Linked DNA regions of Mus musculus: regions 1 and 2 are each linked to region 3. A link is a contact called in ENCODE Hi-C or POLR2A ChIA-PET data. All regions are on one chromosome and are shown on one strand. Each heading gives the region's core, a stretch centred on a gene start or an enhancer-like site at or near the end of the contact. The rest is flanking DNA. Distances are from core to core; before and after follow the strand shown.

Evidence for each region. A loop is a pair of places that touch in the nucleus more often than their neighbours do. ChIA-PET counts read pairs that join two places held with the same protein, here RNA polymerase II (POLR2A).
Region 1: POLR2A ChIA-PET joins it to region 3 with 15 read pairs in Patski. The contact joins the promoter of Arf3 here to the promoter of Cacnb3 in region 3. POLR2A ChIA-PET finds 5 or more read pairs at or near these places in 2 of 5 experiments (Patski and embryonic stem cell).
Region 2: a map of T-helper 17 cell shows a loop between it and region 3 (1.8-fold over the local background). The contact joins the promoter of Wnt1 here to the promoter of Cacnb3 in region 3. A Hi-C loop is called at or near these places in 1 of 37 maps with a recorded cell type or tissue (T-helper 17 cell). POLR2A ChIA-PET finds 5 or more read pairs at or near these places in 2 of 5 experiments (Patski and embryonic stem cell).

The regions. Positions count from the first base shown.
Region 1 is chr15:98,761,289-98,765,466 of GRCm38, forward strand. It overlaps Arf3 (ADP-ribosylation factor 3), which reads right to left and starts at 1,830. Exons shown (of 5, transcript NM_007478.3): 1 at 1,692-1,830. It overlaps LOC115488470, which reads right to left and starts at 758. Exons shown (of 1, transcript XM_030248862.1): 1 at 1-758. The coding sequence starts at 624. The coding sequence ends at 160.
Region 2 is chr15:98,787,571-98,791,986 of GRCm38, forward strand. Wnt1 (wingless-type MMTV integration site family, member 1) reads left to right here and starts at 2,287. Exons shown (of 4, transcript NM_021279.4): 1 at 2,287-2,722; 2 at 3,294-3,547; 3 at 4,122-4,387. The coding sequence starts at 2,619.
Region 3 is chr15:98,633,262-98,637,579 of GRCm38, forward strand. It overlaps Cacnb3 (calcium channel, voltage-dependent, beta 3 subunit), which reads left to right and starts at 1,506. Exons shown (of 13, transcript NM_007581.3): 1 at 1,506-1,952. The coding sequence starts at 1,908.

The sequences.
Region 1 (4,178 bases), core at 580-3,079, 130 kb after region 3:
GAACTCCTTCCCCTCGCTGCACTACCTCTTCCTTAAGCAGTAGCTAGAAACCTTGCGCAGTTCTATGCATTGCTATCCCGTGTTCTTACAAAAGCAAGATTCAAATCCAGCCTGTCTCAAAAAAGGAAGTAAGGGTCTGCCTCGGTTCCCAGGTCAACCTCAGCACTCCAGAGACAGCGGCAGGCAGCTGGTAGGTTGAGGCGAGCAAGGGCACTGCATCTCAAACAAACAAAGGAGTAAGGGAGGGGGAAAGGAAGGAGAGAAAGAAGGAAAACTGTGCAGGAGTGACTGTGTGACACCTGGGAGCCCTTTCCAGCTGCCTCCAAGGTCAGTGACTCCTTGTGTGAAAAGCTGAATGTAAGTGGATGGGCCTTTCTTAAAACGGCCTTTAACAATGTACTCAAGCGCAGGTCCAACATGCCAAAGGCCAACCCAATGGCCACTGCAGCACACAGTGGGGATACTATCCCCAAACAGGTCTAAGACAAAATGGCAGCAAAGACAGTTCCCTATCCCCCTGCCTGGGGTCACAGATGGAGGTATGCAGAGACTAGATTCTATCCTGTTGCAATGACTCAAGCAATCAGACTCCTGCAGCAGATCTCCTCCCAATAAAACTTTCATGCCATGGACCCAAGGGTGACCCAATGCAACAGTGGCAGAGACGGGTTTTACATTACCCGTCTCCCTAATGACCTCACTATTTTCTTCTTAGTCCTGACCACATACATAACCCTCCACTACATTCTTCCTGGCCCAGAGACCCTCTCCCCCCCCCCCAAAAAAAAAAACAAGTCTCTCCAAAGAGTTACGACTTAACTAAAGGACCCTGAGGTTTTAACAGGGAACTTCACCTCCCCACCTCCCCCTCCTTCCTTCAAAAAGGACTGGCATGCTAAGCAAAGGCTTCATTTTCTGTTCCGGGAATCCTGGTACTTCCTAGAGAAAGAAAGCGGATTGGAAGACACAAACTCAGGGCCAGTGACAAGCTGCTCCCTCCTTCGGTGACACCGCCCCCGCTCCGCCTGGGGGAGGAAGGCCCCACCTCTCTCCTCCGAGCTAGCTCAGGTCCCCCTCCCCCGTCTCCAGCCTCCTCTCCACCCTCTCCCCACCTGCTGCCCTCTTCCCAACACCCCAGAGCAGAGCGCCACCTCCGTGAGGACCGTGCGCAGCCAGCCGAGCCCCACCAGTAGGCCCTGATACTAAGCCCCGGCCCCCCACGCCTCGCGCTGGGTGAGGGAGGAGAATAACCACGGCACGGCACGGCTTTTCTTTGGTTCCCCCACAGCTCGGGCGGGGGAGGGAGAGAGAAAAGGCAGCGTTCCTCGCAGCCCTTTAAACCCAAGGAAAAGAGAGCCAAACAGCCACACCGCCCCCGCGTCCCCCTCCCACAGGTCAGCCTGCCTCCCCCTCGTCCCCAACCCTCCCAAGCTCACCTCTGCAGCCCAGGTCGCACCCTCGGGGGAGGCGGAGGACAAATCCGTGTGCGCCCCCCGCCCCCACCCCAGCTCGGCGTCCTTCGGCTGCGGGGACAGGAGTGGGGCTGGGGTCCCCAAGCTCAGCGAGGATCACCCCCCACACCAGCACCTCGCCCAGACGGTGCGAGCCGGACCGCGGCCGGGGGCCTCGGGCTCCCACCCGGACCCAGCCTCTTCCCTGCCCGGACCCGCCTTCCCTCCCCAGCTCCGAACCTGTTCCTGCTCCCTGCGCCGCGGCTGCCACCGCCGCCTCCGCCCCCGCAGGTTCCGCCCGGCTCTCCGGCCGCTGCCTCCCGCTCCGCAAGCCGACCCGACCGCGGTGAAGATGGTCCGCTGGCCCGCTCCCCGGCTCCCTCCTGCCCGCCCTCCACCTAGCACCGGAAGCCGCGACGGCGACAGGAGCTGTGCGGCGAACACCCACCCCCAGCCCGGGCTACTTCCCACCTCCACGATCGCGCGAGAAGTGCGCGGTAGCGAGCGGCAGTTCTCGCGAGACCCATCACCATGGCAGCGGCTGCAGCAAAAGCAGCCGGTGCTGAAGCTGAGCCTAGGCGGGGGCCTGTGTGGGGGCTGGAGGATCGGAAGGCACGGCGTGTAGAGGGGGCTGTGGGCACTGAGGTGAGGCTCCCGAGCAGAGCGAGCTCCGGGACCTTGCCACATCCTGGCTGCGCTGGCCACAGGGCTCGGACCAGGGAGTCTCCGGGGTTTCTTAAGCAGAGCCCATGTGGAGCATGGAGGATGAAAACGGTTGCTGTATCCTGCTCTAGTCCAGTCTTATTCCAAATAAACAGCGCATCACTCGCACCCCACCTGCTAATCCGCTCTGCTCCCTAGTTCCTAAGGATGCTTTCTCTGAGATCCTTTCCCATAAAGGAAGAGGAGAAAGAACGATGCATTCCAGATACTAGAGGAAACATCTGGATGGGGTCGTCTAGGAGGTTGAGGCTGAAAGGCAGAGGGCAGAAACTCAGAGGCGGCTCTCATGAAGTCTCTCTAGATGAGTCTGGATTTTAGTATCCCCAGGAAAGCGCACCCAGGACCCCGCCTTCCTTCCCTGACACTCATCTTTTGACATGATGGAGACACTGCCTGAGACTCTAGCCACAAGCTATGTTAGAATCTGAGCTAGAAGGGTCCTCGCCAGAAACGGGTGCTCTTACCCACTGAGCCATCTCACCAGCCCCCACTGCGTTCTTTAAATGCATCAAGTATAAGAGCTTGGTGCAGCGTTATAACTCTTCTCTCCCTCCAAAACATAGGCTGGGAACAGAATCTATCTCTTGTCACATCTGTCTCTGGTTTATACCTTTATACCAGTTTGTCTTCTCTTGTTTACCTCAAAAATTACAGGACTGGCTGGGGGCGGTGGTGGCACAAGCTTTTAATCCCAGCACTGGAGACTAGGGTGCAGAGGCAGGTGGATGTCTGTGAGTTAAAGGTCAGTCTGATTTACAGAGCAGGCTCCAGAACAGCCAGAGATGGTTAACGAAGAGATGGACAGCAAGGAACTTGCTTATAACGAAGAGAATTATATTTGTCCCCACTCAGGACTCAATGCTGTTGAGAGCCTTTGTTAAGCTCTGGTTTTTGCTCGTTTTTCCCTCCATTTATTAACTCTGTGTGTGTGTGCTTGTATGAGAGATTGCGGGTGCACTTGTGCTCTAGCAAGATGTGGAGGTTAGAGAGGACACCTTTTGGGAGTCGCTGTTCTTGACTTTTTTCCCTCGTTGGGCCAGGATCTCTGGTTTCTGCTGCTGCAGTGCACACTCTAGGCTAGCTCTGTGTGATTCTCCTGGCATCATCCCCCATCTTACTTTAGGAATGCTTTCATTACACCACAGGCATTCAGCTTTAAAATATATATATTTGTTATTGTTGTGTTTGAGACAGGGGCTCACTATGTAGCCCCACCTGGCCTGGAATTCACTTTATAGACCAAGTTGGCATTGAACTCAAATACGATCTGCCTGCCTCTGCCTCCTGAGTGCTTAGATTAAAGGTATTTGTCACACATCCAGCCAAATGGATTTATTTTTAACTGTACCTACGCACATACGTCTCTGTGTGTGAGTAGGTGCCTGTAAGTGTGGATATCTACTACAGGGAGAAAAAAATGTAACATTCTCTGGAGACAAAGTTACAAGCAGTTGTTCCACGTGGTGCTGGGAGCCAGGTCCTCTAGGCAAGAGAGGTCAGTAAGAGCCTGATCGCCCTCCACCTATTACAACAGGCTCTGGGGAACAAGCTCGGGCCAAGCTTGTCTTGCTAGTACTTTTAATGGCTGAACTATCTCCCTAGCCCATATCCTGGGTTCTTAAAGGCAAGAGACTCCCCAAAATATAGTTACTGTGCTAGGTAGTTTTATGTCAGCTGGACTCCGGTTACAGAGTCCTGCAGGAAGAGAGAACCTCAATTAAGAAAATGTCTTGCTCTATCAGCTCGGGCTGGAAGCAGGCCTGGGGGACATTTTCTTTGAGTGATAGTTTGAGAAAGCCAAGCTCACTGTAGGAGGTGTCACCCCTGGGTTGTATGTTGTATAAGAAATCAGGCTGAGCAAGCCTATGTATAAGCAGCAATCTTCCGTGGCCTCTGCTTCTGTTTCTGCCTCCAGGTTCCTACCCTGAGTTCCAACTCAGTGATGAACTATAATAAACCCTTTCTTCCTCAGGTTGCATTTGGACAGTAGGCGTGAGATGTTGC
Region 2 (4,416 bases), core at 1,037-3,536, 160 kb after region 3:
TCAGTCTTCTCTCCTTCCATCCAGCGACGCTCGGGGACTCATATCCTCAGGCTTGGCAGCAAGTGCTTCCTTGTCCCCTTAGTCAGGGATTCTCCATGTAGCCCTGGCTGCCCTGCAACTCTCAATGTAGACCAGGCTAGCCTCGAACTCACAGAGATCCATCTGCCTCTGCCTTCCAAGTGTTAGGGTTGAAGGCTTGCACCACCACAGGCCTTGCTTTGGGTTTTTGAGAGTGTCTACAGAATGCTGGGAGGTGAGGAATAGCCTTGAACTTCTGATCTTCCTGCCTCCCAAGTGCTGGGGTTACAGTCATGCGCCACCAATTCCTGGCTTTTGCAGTGCTGGTGATCCAAACTAGGGCTTCATGCAAGCGAGGCAAACACGGTATCCCAGTTCCTGGGAATGTGGCTTTAACATGGATTCATTTATTAGCAGGGACCTGGGACCTGAAGACACTGCCTTACCAAGCATCTCCTCTGTGAAATAGAAGAGAGGAGAAATATTAAGATCCTGGGAAGGGGGCGCTTCCCTGTGTGACAGTGGTGCGTGATAACCAGGCTGGCAGTGCCCTCTGCATCCCACATTGGGAACAGCAGCCTGATACTCCAAGGCTGCCATGACCCTGAAGATCACTGGAATCAGGAGGAAAGTAGAATCCACAATGGAAGAGTTAAGGCTCTTGGGTAAGAGTGGGAGAAAATGGGGGTGGGGGGTGGGGACACTGCAGAAACCTGGGAGAAAAAAAATCCAACTAAAATCAGGAAACACATGGAGGCACAAATTTGCTAATCTTTCTTTAAAAAACTGTTTCAGGAGATTTATTTTATGTATGTATGTATGTATGTATGTATGTATGTATGTATGTATGTATACGTGCACCTGTGTGTGCTTGGTGTCAGTGGGGCTCAGACATCACCTGATTCCCTGGAACTGGAGTTACAGGTGGCTATAAGCCACCACTTGGGTGCTGAGAACAGAGTCCGGGGCCTCTGGCAGAGCAGTCAGTGCTTTTAGCCACTGAGCCATCTCTCATTCCCCCCAATTATGTTCATCTTGAGTTGGGCAGGTACGGTGGCGGAATAGGCCTGTAATCCCAGCAGTCACTGGACCATCATGGGTTCTACATATTAAACCTTTATGTTAGGTAGGGTCACACAGCAAGATCCGGTCACAAAACCAGCAACAACAAAACCAAAAGGAGCCAGCTTCTTCCCACAAGCATTCTTTCCCTCAGGTCTTCAGCTCCATCTGACAGCTACTCGGCTGGTGGTCCTATCCTTTCTGAGCCTAGTTGCCAGAGAAACAAGCCCGGTTCATCTTCATGACTAGCACATCTAATGATAAGCACAGGTTGACTCAAGGTGCCATAGGGTGACACTAGGTACCCAGAGCGACAGAATGACACCTATGAGTGCACGTCGTTAATCACAAACACACACACACACACACACACACACACACACACACACTCATGCACCCACCTGCAAACACAATTGCAGCCTTCTGGACGTCTCCTGTCACAGCCCCACCTCCTTCCTGATACACTGCGTTAAGTGGTGACTGTAACAAAATGACTTCATGCTCTCCCTGTCCTGAGCCAAATTACACAATTATTTGGAAAGGGCTCAAAATGTTCTTCGTTAGAAGTTTCTGGATACACCAATACACAGGAGCGTGCACCCTCAGAACACATGTACACTTTGACTTAATCTCACGGGTGACACACCGACGCTTACACTCCCCCTAGCCCACAGAGGCAAACTGCTGGGCGCTTCTGAGTTTCTCACTGCCACCAGCTCGGTTTGCTCAGCCTACCCCTACACCCCACGCCCGGGAATCCCTGACCACAGCTCCACCCATGCTCTGTCTCCTTCTTTTCCTTCTCTGTCCAGCCGTCGGGGTTCCTGGGTGAGGAAGTGTCTCCACGGAGTCGCTGGCTAGAACCACAACTTTCATCCTGCCATTCAGAATAGGGAAGAGAAGAGACCACAGCGTAGGGGGGACAGAGGAGACGGACTTCGAGAGGACAGCCCCACCGGCGCGTGTGGGGGAGGCAATCCAGGCTGCAAACAGGTTGTCCCCAGCGCATTGTCTCCGCGCCCCCTGGCGGATGCTGGTCCCCGACGGGCTCCGGACGCGCAGAAGAGTGAGGCCGGCGCGCGTGGGAGGCCATCCCAAGGGGAGGGGTCGGCGGCCAGTGCAGACCTGGAGGCGGGGGCCACCAGGCAGGGGGCGGGGGTGAGCCCCGACGGTTAGCCTGTCAGCTCTTTGCTCAGACCGGCAAGAGCCACAGCTTCGCTCGCCACTCATTGTCTGTGGCCCTGACCAGTGCGCCCTGGTGCTTTTAGTGCCGCCCGGGCCCGGAGGGGCAGCCTCTTCTCACTGCAGTCAGCGCCGCAACTATAAGAGGCCTATAAGAGGCGGTGCCTCCCGCAGTGGCTGCTTCAGCCCAGCAGCCAGGACAGCGAACCATGCTGCCTGCGGCCCGCCTCCAGACTTATTAGAGCCAGCCTGGGAACTCGCATCACTGCCCTCACCGCTGTGTCCAGTCCCACCGTCGCGGACAGCAACCACAGTCGTCAGAACCGCAGCACAGAACCAGCAAGGCCAGGCAGGCCATGGGGCTCTGGGCGCTGCTGCCCAGCTGGGTTTCTACTACGTTGCTACTGGCACTGACCGCTCTGCCCGCAGCCCTGGCTGCCAACAGTAGTGGCCGATGGTGGTAAGTGAGCTAGTACGGGGTCCGCCACTTGTCCTGGGGCAAAGAGCCAGGCACGGGCCTTACCCAGCTCCCACGCTGTGGGGATCACCAACCTACAGACCCCCCTCGTGCATTGTGACTTCACATCCAGGGTGCTCACACCTAGAACTAGCTCTGCTGAAGTGGGGGCACATCATTGGCATGCAGAAGCCCAGATACACCAGGCTCAGAGACCATTCCCATTTAATACGACCCCGTTTCTGCTGAGCAACAGGTCCCAACCTCGCTGTGGTGGGTGCTCAGGTGTCCCTTAGGTCTTGAACCAAAAAAAAAAAAAAAAAAAAAAAAAAAACCAGATATTAGCTTTGAGGTGAGGGAGTGGAATTCCTAAGTTTTTCAAGGTGGGCAAGGCTGCAGGTGGGGTTTCTCCTCGGGGGCTGACTTGAAGAAAGGAAGAGCTAAGGTAGCCATGCCTTTTCTGTCCACTCACTAGACTCTGGAGCTCAGGGCCAGGCAAGGATAGGGTGGTACAGCCTGTATGGTTAGGATGCAGGTCCCCTCCCCTGGACTGAACCCTTATGCATCCCGCCAGGGGCATCGTGAACATAGCCTCCTCCACGAACCTGTTGACGGATTCCAAGAGTCTGCAGCTGGTGCTCGAGCCCAGTCTGCAGCTGCTGAGCCGCAAGCAGCGGCGACTGATCCGACAGAACCCGGGGATCCTGCACAGCGTGAGTGGAGGGCTCCAGAGCGCTGTGCGAGAGTGCAAATGGCAATTCCGAAACCGCCGCTGGAACTGCCCCACTGCTCCGGGGCCCCACCTCTTCGGCAAGATCGTCAACCGAGGTGGGTGCCCAGGAAAGCGACGCTTCCGGGATTAAGGGAAAAGCAGGGTCATCTCCAGGGCATAGGCGGGCGAAGGCAGGGAAGACATCCCAGGGTTATATGTGATCAAACTGAGAATCGCCTGGTGCCGGCAGTTACCGTAGGTCAGCACCAGATTCTTTCTAGCCTTGCGTTGTGAGCATGATCTTTAACGTTGCTGAGCCACTGGCCCACAGAAAGGGAATTCCGGATCGTGGGCGCTGGGCGACAGCTGTTTTTCCCTAGCCTTCCTCAAAGGTACCTGGGAAGCTGATCTCTGAGGGCTAGCTAGGGTTGTGCTTCGCACCCAGCAAAGTTTGCACTGCCAATACTAGTAGCGATCTTGGCTATGCAGATTTGTTCTACTTGGGAATCTCCCCTTGGAGCTGCTCTGCTAAGGCTCTGGAGTCTCAGTAAAGCTTAGAGAGGAGGGCATTCCATGCTTCGCACACATGACTCCAAGGATGTTGGACTGTAGGGTACCAAGTCTTCCAAACAGGGTGCTGAGTTGGCCCCACGCCTTCTCTCAACTGATGCGGGGTCGCTTCACCCACAGGCTGCCGAGAAACAGCGTTCATCTTCGCAATCACCTCCGCCGGGGTCACACATTCCGTGGCGCGCTCCTGCTCCGAAGGCTCCATCGAGTCCTGCACCTGCGACTACCGGCGGCGCGGCCCTGGGGGCCCCGACTGGCACTGGGGGGGCTGCAGTGACAACATCGATTTTGGTCGCCTCTTTGGCCGAGAGTTCGTGGACTCCGGGGAGAAGGGGCGGGACCTACGCTTCCTCATGAACCTTCACAACAACGAGGCAGGGCGAACGGTACGTCGGTGTGTCCGGAACCAATGGCA
Region 3 (4,318 bases), core at 256-2,755:
GATTCCAGACGGGACCCTCTTCCAGGAGAAGAGAGCCAGAAGGGTCTTACTCTTTGACACTTCTCCACCCTCTGGGAGGAGAGAGGGGACTAAGGAGACAAAGGAAAAGGATGGTACAGGACAAGGCAGTACTTGGGGACACAGAAGATATCGAACTAACCCTCAAACACACTGGGTTGGAGCAGTGGAAGCTGCCTCCCCCAGTTGCAGCTGGTGCCCTCAGACACAAGGGCTCCAATAAAGTTGCCTGCCGGTCCTTCAGTCAGGAGACAGACTAGGGTGTCATTAGATGAGCCCCCCCCCCCATCTTTTTCTTACCGAGGGAACAGGAAGATAAGATATAGGTGGGAAGCCAGTTGGCTTGGGTGGGTGGTCTTCCTCTCCTTTCTACCGCACAGAACCTTCTATAGATCTCTTGAACCCTTCCCAATTGTAACCGGAAGGGTGGGCAAGTGTCCTGAACTTACACCCTCCGGGGTTTCAGGAGCTAGAAGTGGCAAAGGGCTGAGTTGAGAAAGCGAGACACCAAGCACGGCTGGTGTCTGCCTCACATCCTCTTGGGATGCCCAAGCAGGAGGTTAAAATGCAAAAGGAAAATTTTGGTCGGGGGGGGGGGGGGAGGGATGTAAAAAGGGAGCGAGCTCAAATGATGACAGCTTTTAGAAGATCTCTTCAGAGATTGCGACTCTTTCCTCGAATGGCGGGGTGGGGGTGGAGGGCGCTGACTGGTGCTGGATGATTAGAACCAGCATCCTGCACACCGTACGTAATTCTGGTCTTTTGCAAAGCGGTAGGCTTTACCCTTCTTCCTTCCCAACCTCAGCGTCAGGATCGCACCTTTGCTCCACCCTTTAAGCTCACCTAAAACAGCCCCTTTCTGCCCCAGTTCCCGCGGATGCTTTGGCAATGTCTGGCACAATCCTTGGCAGGGAAGTGAAGAAGAGAATCTCCATCCCGGCTTAACTTGGATAAAATCTGCCCGTGCAACAGGTGTGGGGAGGCCTAGCCACCGTCCCCGAACTTCCCCCTTCTTAAGGGTCGGCCCTTTACCGCAGCCCGGAACGGAGAGGGCCGGGCACCTGTTGGGGCAGGAGCTGCTTTCATGGCACGGGTCTGGGAGCTCAAAACCATTTCTCCCTAGTACCACTGCGGGGTTTGCTTTGGGTGTCTCCAGGACTTGCAGAGAGCTGACATTGCCGGATCACCTGAGACCTCTTCCCCATCTGCTGTCCGTCCTCCTTTAGATCTCCATTTTCCTGTCTCCGCGTTCTCCCTGCCTCCAGTCCTCCTCTCTCTCCAGCCATCCTCCCCGCCGCCCGCACCCTCTCGATTCTCCACCGGGCTCGCGTCTGGTTGCGGCGTCTCTCCCCTTCCCCTCCCCCGCGCCAGCCCTTTGTTTCCCGGCGGAGCAGTTCCTGGGTTGCGAGAGTCCCTGTCTCTGCATCTCTCCTCGCCCCGCCTCCTCCCCGCCGGGATCCGCCCCGCCTGCAGCCTCTCCGCCCTTCTTCCCCGCCGCCCCGGCCCCGGAGGTGCCGGGGACCCACCTTCCCGACTCGCGTGCGCCCGGTTCCGCGGCCCCGGCGGGTCCCCCCTGGCTGCCGCGCCCCCGCCGCCCGCGTCTTCCCGGGAGGGGGTCAGGTGGGCGGGCACTATTGTTGTGGGAGCCGGCGGCAGATTCCTCAGCCGCGCTGGCGCGCTCGGGGTGGGACCGGCTGGGCTGGGGGGTGGGGAGGGGAGCGGTGATCTGAGCTGCGAGCAGCTGGTCTTCGCGGCTCGCTCCTTCCTTCGCGCTCGCGCTCTCCGCCGCCGCCGCCCGCAGGGCTGCGCGGCTCGGTGGCATCTCGGGCGCGGCCCGCCGTCCTCGCCCCCGGCGCCGCTCGCTCCCCCCACCCACCCCGGACTCCCCCATGTATGACGACTCCTACGTGCCCGGGTTTGAGGACTCGGAGGCGGTGAGTGCCCGCGGGGGAGGGTGGGGGGTGGGGGTGGGGGAGTTGGGATGACACCTCTCTCTCTTCAACCCTTCCCCCAGTTCTGCACTTTGAAAAACGCCTTGGCAGCGAGCGGGGCAGCGCGCGTAAGCCGGCGGGGGGCTCTCTAGGAAAGTGGGAAGATGGTCTCTCATAGCCAGGTATCCCAGGTACTCCGGTGTGTGCACAGGGACGCTGTAGGGGGAAGGCTCGAGCAGGTGGCCCCAAAGCTCAGGACATAGGAGGCTGAGGAGGGGAGGACAGAAGGCCCCGACACCGAGGTTTTTAGAGCGAACATGGAACATTTGGAGTTCCGTATCCTGGGTTCATGGGGTCTGAACACAACAGGGAAAGCTGAGCTCCGGGGGAGACACTCCGGACTTGTGCCTCAAGTAAATGACAAATTAGGGAGCTGGAAGAACATTAGCGACTCGCGTACCAGCCTCTGCAGACAGGAATTCTAGAACTTGGTCTCTTTTTCCTCTCTGCCCACCCCCCCTGCGCATGGCCTTGACTGCTCTCACTCACCACTGCCTCTAGCTCAGCTTCTTGGAAAGGCCACCAACCACAGGGGTGGGCCATCAGACTGTGTTCAGTCTAGCCCCCTGCAGAGGAGGGCCTGGAGGTGAGGCCAGGGGAGCTCAGGGGCATGGGGATGGGAAGGAAGCTCTTTGCTCCGAGAACCAGGCAACCAATAAATATTTAATTCTTCTCTTTGCTTTTATCTCCTGACCCACTGAGACAAATCAGCTCATTAGACAGTGATTCCCGGAGCTCAGAGAGCAGAAAGACTGCCTGGAAAGATGGGACAAGAGTTGGGGGGGGGGGTCAGTGTCAGAGCCTCATGGAGTCACCAGTCTCCCCTTAGACATCCCACTCGATATGGGAAAGGACCACTAACAGGGCTTGAAAGGGTCCCCTGACAGGATTAAATCGAGCCTTTTATCTCCGGCCCAGGAAAGAGGAGTGGTGAGCCTCAGAGCAGGCATGTGTCAGTCAGTTGATTCTGGGACCAGGCTCCTTCAGGACCCAATTTTCCATGGGGCTCTGGGGCTAATTACGTTGCAAGGGAGAGCAGAGAGGTGGTTCTGAAGGCTCTGGTGGGCACCTCTTTCTGACAGTTGAAGGGACAGTTGGCATAGCCCTGGGAGTCAGAATAAGCTGGAGGAGAGACCTCTCTGCGGGGCTGCAGGGCCCGAGGAGCTACCTTCTCATCCCTGGTGAGAAGCCGGGGCTGATGCAGGAGACTGATACCTGGATGTTATTTGAGGGCGGCCTGCTGACCCATTGCTCCCTCCTGACCTTCCCCGGTTCTTAGATCTCTTCCCCCCCAACTTCCCTTCCTCCCGCCAGCTCCTTGCTCTCCCCGAGGCCCCCTCTGAAGCAGTAGGAGGGAGATCAGGCTCTAAATAAATCCACTGGGCTCATCTCCCTCCTCTTCTTCCCCTGTGCCAGGCAAGAGAGGAGCTGCAGCCTGCCCACACACTCACCAGGCAAGGGGGGCACCACTAGGGCACTGTGCCAACTCCAGCAGCTCCAGAGTACTGAGACGCTCTGGCTTTGGGGGCATAATGGGTGGGGAAGTAAGAGCCTGCCATTCTGCAGGGTAGAATGCTACCTACTTTCTAACTGGTACCAGACCAGCGTATGCAACCCCCCAGGACATGGGAATTATGGAAAGTGGCTTCCATTCAGATCACAACCCATTAAAGAATTTAAGGAGAGACCCTGTCAATCTCTAGGGTTAAGAGCTCACCTAGCCTAGATACCCCAAAGGCATTAAGGACTAAATTGGACTGAGAGCTTGGATCTGGGGAGGTGGAAGCTACACTTCTCCCAATACCTGCTGGGTACTGAGGAAGTATCTGATCGTAGGTGGTCATCCTCCAAGGCCCTTTTCACCTGCTGGTCTCTATCTATCTATCTCTATCTTCTGCCAGCCACACCTCACAGCTAGCGTTTACATTCTGGGAGTGAGGTCCCTCACCCCATGTCAAGGTCTTGTTCTCCCATGGTTGGAGAGAGGGGGGCAGCAGACTGGCCTGTACTTCTGCAAAACAAAAGGCCTCCCCAAACCGCTACCCAGTTCTGGGGCTGCCTCAAGACATTTGGTTTACAATAGACACAGTCTTTAGCTCAGATTCCAGGGCTGCCAAACACCTAGCTGACCAGCCCTCTTGCACACCGGAAGGGCTGGGCTGTAGGCCTGGTTGACAGCAGGGGTGTGAGTTTGCCTTTTCCAAAGAGTCTGGCCTCTGCTGCTTGTAGGTAGGTAGTCATAGCCAGTGGCTTTAAGAGACTGTTCTTCAACCTCAACATTCAGAAACCTCTTTCCTTACACTCATTGC